Regions from separate parts of the Homo sapiens genome. Here region 2 is linked to region 1. A link is a loop called in an ENCODE intact Hi-C map of the cell type or tissue named here. Cell type or tissue: mammary epithelial cell. All regions are shown on one strand. Links, peaks and the distances in the headings refer to the core of each region. The heading gives the core; the rest is flanking DNA.

What was found. Peaks named below come from ENCODE experiments on the same cell type or tissue, not always from the same donor. Only the 100,000 strongest peaks of a DNase experiment are listed, where the experiment ranks them.
Region 2: a loop joins it to region 1, with 15 times the contacts of the local background. A loop is called at or near these places in 4 of 110 quality-filtered maps.

What each region holds. Positions count from the first base shown.
Region 1 is chr18:45,439,943-45,442,861 of GRCh38, forward strand. All of the region lies in intron 6 of SLC14A2-AS1 (SLC14A2 antisense RNA 1), which reads right to left. It also overlaps a transcript of SLC14A2 not described here. Among named protein-coding and RNA genes, the nearest start is that of SLC14A2-AS1, 63 kb to the right of the region's middle. In mammary epithelial cell, for the core only: a CTCF peak has its summit at 1,341 (motif pointing left); a DNase peak (open chromatin) is centred at 1,689.
Region 2 is chr18:45,274,038-45,276,956 of GRCh38, forward strand. It overlaps a transcript of SLC14A2 not described here. Among named protein-coding and RNA genes, the nearest start is that of SLC14A2-AS1, 230 kb to the right of the region's middle. In mammary epithelial cell, for the core only: a CTCF peak has its summit at 1,668 (motif pointing right); no DNase peak of the experiment used is centred there.

The DNA of each region.
Region 1 (2,919 bases), core at 156-2,655:
AGTAATTCAGCATTGGAAAGCTAGTTGCAGTGCCCTGTGACTGGTTTAACTGAGTGTTTCCCTTTTGCATGAATTGCTCTGGCATTATTTAAGCCCAGTCATAATATTGTGGTTCACCGGAAGCTAAAAAGAGGCCTGTGTAGGTTGATCAAATCATGATCTAATGAAAATGGATGGCTGGCTCTTCCAAAGGAGTATGAATATGGGCCACCTCTGGGCAACTTAGCCCTAGAACCTTGCTATGCAAACACTGTTTCAGAGAAATCATTTTTCAAGTTTTTTTTTTTTTAATTTTCTTCATGACATCTGGACTAAATCCAGCAGTGTTGCTCTGTGACTTTTTCCAACATATACAGAGAACCCCATGTGGCTGTCCTCTAACACTCCATTCTCCACTACCCCCACCTCAGCCAGGTTTGTCAACAGACACTTACTCCAAGACCATAGAGATGAGAAGTTGGGTAGTCTGGGTTTCCTTTCACTCCTCACCAGCAGAGCTGTTCCAGCTTGTTGGAAATCAGAACGTGTCTCTGGGTGCCAGACCACATGTCCACATCAGCAGTTTAGTGGAAGGTGAACCCAGTAAGCCTAGGCAGGGGGAGGCAAACCTACCAGAGGACATGGGCTGAAGACTACAGCTTTAAAAGTGTGTTCCTGACTTAGTAGACAGAATTCCAAGAATGAGACATTCCTAACTGGAGTCCTGGCACTATCACTTACAAGGTACATGACGTTTGGAAAACTGATCTCTCTCAAAGCTTCCATTTTCTCATCTGTAATGAGGGGAGTAATAGAACTTACATAAAAAATAAAGCACTTGGAGCAACCCAGAACACAGAGACATTATGCAATAAAGGGAAACGGCTGTTGCTATTGTCACTTAAGTCATAGGTGAGAACCTACCAGGAATTGAGACACTTTGAGTCCTTAGGTCTCAGTCCAGCATTGCTCTAGGACTCAAATGCCGGGAGAATAAAAAGACAATAAACAGCATCCTCCCTGAGGATCATCCAGGCTGCCGTGTTCGTGCTTCATTGTGTTTTGATCTGCCATTGACTGACTTCTCTATTTCTGGTCTCCTATTTTTGCCCAATCTCTGGAGCTGAACTGTGGATTTGAAACCATCTGACTGCTTCTGCCTGCTCCCAACTGTCCCTTCCCTCGGACAGCCATGCCCTCTCTTTTTCCACTTTGGCTGTCTTTGACTGCATTCTACTTATGCCAATGTTCCAGCCTCACTGCTCAGAAAAATAACAAGGTGCCTTTTTAAAATGTAGTTTTACATAATTTTTCAGCTTGGGAAATGCTAAGAAATGGCTCTTTCAAGCAGAGATTCCAAGGATAAGTCTACATGTGCCCTCTTGTGGAGGGGCATGATATTCAAATGATTTGGAAATGGAATAAAATCCAAACGGGCTGCCATTTCTCTGCCCTCACACTCCCCTTTTCTCCACCCAGTCAAAACCCTAAAAGAAGAATGCCATAGCCATTACCCAGGACCGCCATGGATCTTGGCTTCAGGAGACAGGGTGAGAGAACACTCCTAAGTGTGGGACCACCAGTGCTTAGTGCTGGAAGGGCAGTAAGACAAGGAGGCCTAGGAGGAATCTGGTCTGTTTGGCTTCAGTGAGAGAGCCAAGTTCAACTTTTCTCTGTGTTTGTGTGCATGCACACGTGCACGCATGCCCATACATGTGTGTTTGTGACATCTACATGGATGGATGCCAGAGGGCAAGGAGGTACTCTGGCCACAGAAACCAGGAATGAGGAAGCATTTTAGGTTTAATCTTGGCTTTCCTTCCCAGCCCAGATGAATTTAGGAATTTGCTCTCTCAGAAACAATATGAAGCATGCACTGCATTTGGGGGCCTCCAGTGCATTTTCAGGGCTAAAGAAATGAAACGAGAAGATTGAAGAGGGAAACTTTATTTTCTAATGTCATCCCTTGGCATTTGATTTGGGATTCTGTTAATTGCTGAACAAGGAGAAACATGAAAAAAGTAGACAACAGACCCCGGAGTGCTATTAGTGATGGGAGTGTGACCTGGGAGAACTGGCTGTCCTATTCCAGGCTGACAAGGAAGATGTATCATATCTGGCTTGTTGTGGAGGAAAAACTAGCCTTTCCTAGCTTTTACCAACACAATTTCCCGTACCTGAGAAGGAGCAGAGCATGCAGATCCAAGTTTGAATACTGGCTTTGCTCCTTACCTGCTATGTGGTCTTGGGCAAGTTATTTAACTGATGTGAGCCTCAGTTTCCTTGTTGATAAAATGAGGATAGGACTATTCAAAGGCTTTGTGGTAGTATGCTAGCACTGCCATCACAAAGTGCCGCAAACTGGATGGCTTAAATAACAGAAATTTATTGTCTCACACTTCTGGTGTCCAGAAGTCAGAGATCAAGGTATTGATAGAGTTCATTCCTTCTGAGACTGTGAGGAAGATTCTGTTCCATGTCTCTCCTCTTGCTTCTGGTGGTTTGCTGGCAATCTTTGACTTTCGTTGGCATGTCAAGGCATCACTCAGATCTCTGCCTTCATCCTCACACAGTATTCTCCCTTTGTGTATGTCTCTATATCCAAATTTCCTCTTTTTATTAAGACACAGGTTATGTTGGATTAGGAGCCCACCCTACTCCATTATAACCTTATCTTAACTCATTACATCTGGGATAAACTTATTTCCAAATAAGATTATACTCTAATATATTAAGAGTTAGGACTTCAACATATGAATTTTGGGAAGATACAATCAATTCATAAAAGGCTTGTCAGAAAAAAAAGTGAGATGTATATAAAGCTTAATTACAAATTAAGTGTTCCATAAAGGAAGCTACTATCACTATTGTTATTGTTTGCTAAGCCTTCATTTGCTAAAGATTTATCTTTAACTAAGTCAGGTAGCTAGAAAAAAATTC
Region 2 (2,919 bases), core at 202-2,701, 170 kb before region 1:
CTTCCTCATATCTTTGATTCCATCTATGTGATAACAGGCTTACCAGGAATCCCTTGTATTGGTGATAGCACAACCTAACTTGACCAACAATGACACCCACAACTCTGAGATCTTCTGTTAGTGTGTGGGGGTAGGGGAGGCCAAAGTACATGAATCAGCTGTGATTTGGCTGGGTTCTCTCACCCATGTTGACTTTTCCTGGGTCAATTCATGCAAGATGTGTGTTGTTCTTGTTAACGAGGCTAAACATCTGGCTGAATGAGAAAATTTTAGTCTGCTACTTGCTTAAATAGCAAAATCTAAACAATCTACTAAGCTGAAGGGTTTTTTTCTTCTACTTTATTTTTGGAAGTCTTTGGGGTTAAATGATGCCTTGACCATTGTTTGCCAAGGCCAAGACTCAGCTATAGATCTTTTTTTAATCTTTCCTTATAGTTGTAGTCCAAGCTTTCACAAGGTCCAGGTTTTCCAAATCTCTGATTACTCCACGGTTATGGATGCAACATCTTGTTACGCTGCCTTTGTTCTTTGAGTTACTCACAGGGTAGGAAATCCAAGCTCTAACAAATTCTTACTTTCTCAAGGCAGGATACTGCCAGTCAACAGATGTCTGGGTTGGGACTACCACAACCCAAGATTTACAGCAATATCCTCAGATCCAAATATATAATTAATTCTGTGGTAGTAGTTTGGGCCTTGCCCAAGGGAGTCTGGCCCACTTAATTCTCTGTGACTTCCTTGATAACTCAATTCATTTGTCCTCTTGAACATCATTTGCTCCTTATTGAACACATCCAAGTCTCCCTAGAGAACGTGATTTTTGGTGTGTGTTTCTCAAGCAGAGCTCTTCCAGAACAGTTTTTCTAGACTTGATTCCCTGTTTTGATAGATGCATTTGAAGGTCTCTTCCAGGGAGAAGCTGTAGAGATGCGTTGACTGAATTATCTTTCTTAAGATTTATCCTTAGTTATGATTTTTCCTTTTTCCAATTTATGATTATATTTCTCTGTAATACTTTATTTAAATCAAAACATTATAGAACATAGAGCTTGGAAAGGGGTTGGGGGTGGAGGCAAGTAAAGCACTGTTTTTCACATTTCAGGGAACATGTGGTAGTTTCACATTTGCAGTGACCTTATTATTCGACAAAAATGAGTAATAATGAAAAAGTATGTGCAAAGAATAAAAAGATGGAACAAATACTTCAAAATTTTCTTACAGGGTTTTGAAAAACTATATCTCCACTACATTGGAAAAAGTGTCATATTTGTTCAATTCATGTAAGACCAATGGTTGTATTCATCTCTCACAAAGAAAATATATAAGATAAACTCAATAAGTACTGAACGAATTGTTGACTAAAGATGATGGAGTAGTTTTGCAAACCAGTGTTACTCACCTTCCTCTTTTCCATACACTGCTCCTCTCTGTCCTGCAACAATGAGATGGTGCAAAGACAGCAGGGTATAAAAGAAAGTGCATAGGATTTGGAAGGAAGATAGCGGTTTCCTCTTTTTAAGTCGGGGATGAAGGTACCCATATGCCAGAGCTATTGTGATCAATGAATTAGACAGTATATGTAAAGAACTTAAAATTGTGCATGCTTATTTAAGGTGCTCCAAAAAAGTGACTTCCCCTGAAAGTACTATGCCTGCAGTTCTGTTCTCTACCACTAGGTGGAAGTAGTCTCATTAAAGAGAGTAATAGATTTCATCTCTTTTTTTACTAATAAAGTGATCAGTTGTTTACTATTTGGAGATCAAAATCCCTGTCTTCACTGAGCTTACATTTCAATGAGGGAGATAGATAACTTTTTTAAAAAATAAATCAATGCAAAATATGCAGGTCATTGAGAAATGCTAAGAAGAAAAAGCAGGTTAAAACAGAGAATTAAAGAATAAAGGTGCTGTTTTTGACTATATGGTCAGGAAAACCTGTTTGCGAAGATGGCATTTGAGCAGAGATCTAAGTCAAAAGACGAAATGAGCCATGACAGATAACTGAGGGAAAAGTGCTGCAGACAGCTGCAACAGCAAGTGCAAAGGCCCTGAGGCTGGCTGCTTGTGGGCAGTGGGTTTCAATAGAAGTGTGTGAGGCAGAGAGTATAGGTAAATGTAGTCTGTGGGGTACCTGGGGCAGATCATCTAGAGCCCTGTAGGTTGTGGTAAGAAAATATTTCACAGGCGGCATATTTCATTTATTTATTCCTTTAGCAAGTTCACTCATGTGTGAATCAGATGCTATGCTAATAGGGACCCAATAGAAATACAGAATTTTCAGTGCAGGTGCCTGGTTACTATAACAGAGGTGTGTACAAAGTGTAAAGGGGACATAGAAGAGGCTTTGAAATCTAAGGAAGTCAAGAAAGACTTAGAATATCAGCTTTGAGAAGTGAATGTTGAATAGGAGTTTTCTAAGCCAACAAAGAGGTAGAAAGCAAGGAAGGTAGGATAAAACTACAGATAATAGCAGTCAGAAATTGGAGAGTGTGGTGTGTTCAGGAACATCATTGATATCTGATAGAAAAAGCCTGCAATACTGCATGTGATTTAATTTTTTTAAGTTATATTGAACAAAAATTTATTAGACATTACCTATGTTAACATTGAGTTAGAATACAATTTGGAACAAGCTTAAAGTAAATTGTATTCCTAAGCACAGATTGGTGACATAGAAATAACTGAATTATCATCAAGTACTCCTAAGTTACATTTTATTTTATTGGTCTGCAACCTCCAATGCAAAACTGAATTACTGTACCGGTGCCCAGGACAAGCTACACCGTAAAGGTTGATGTTTAGACCCGACTTTCCACTGTAGCCCTGGCTGCTTCGACCAGTGATACCACTTTGCTTTAATTGCTTGTCTTCTCTGGTAGACTTAAAACCAATCTCTCTTTATTGATGTTAATAATAGTGA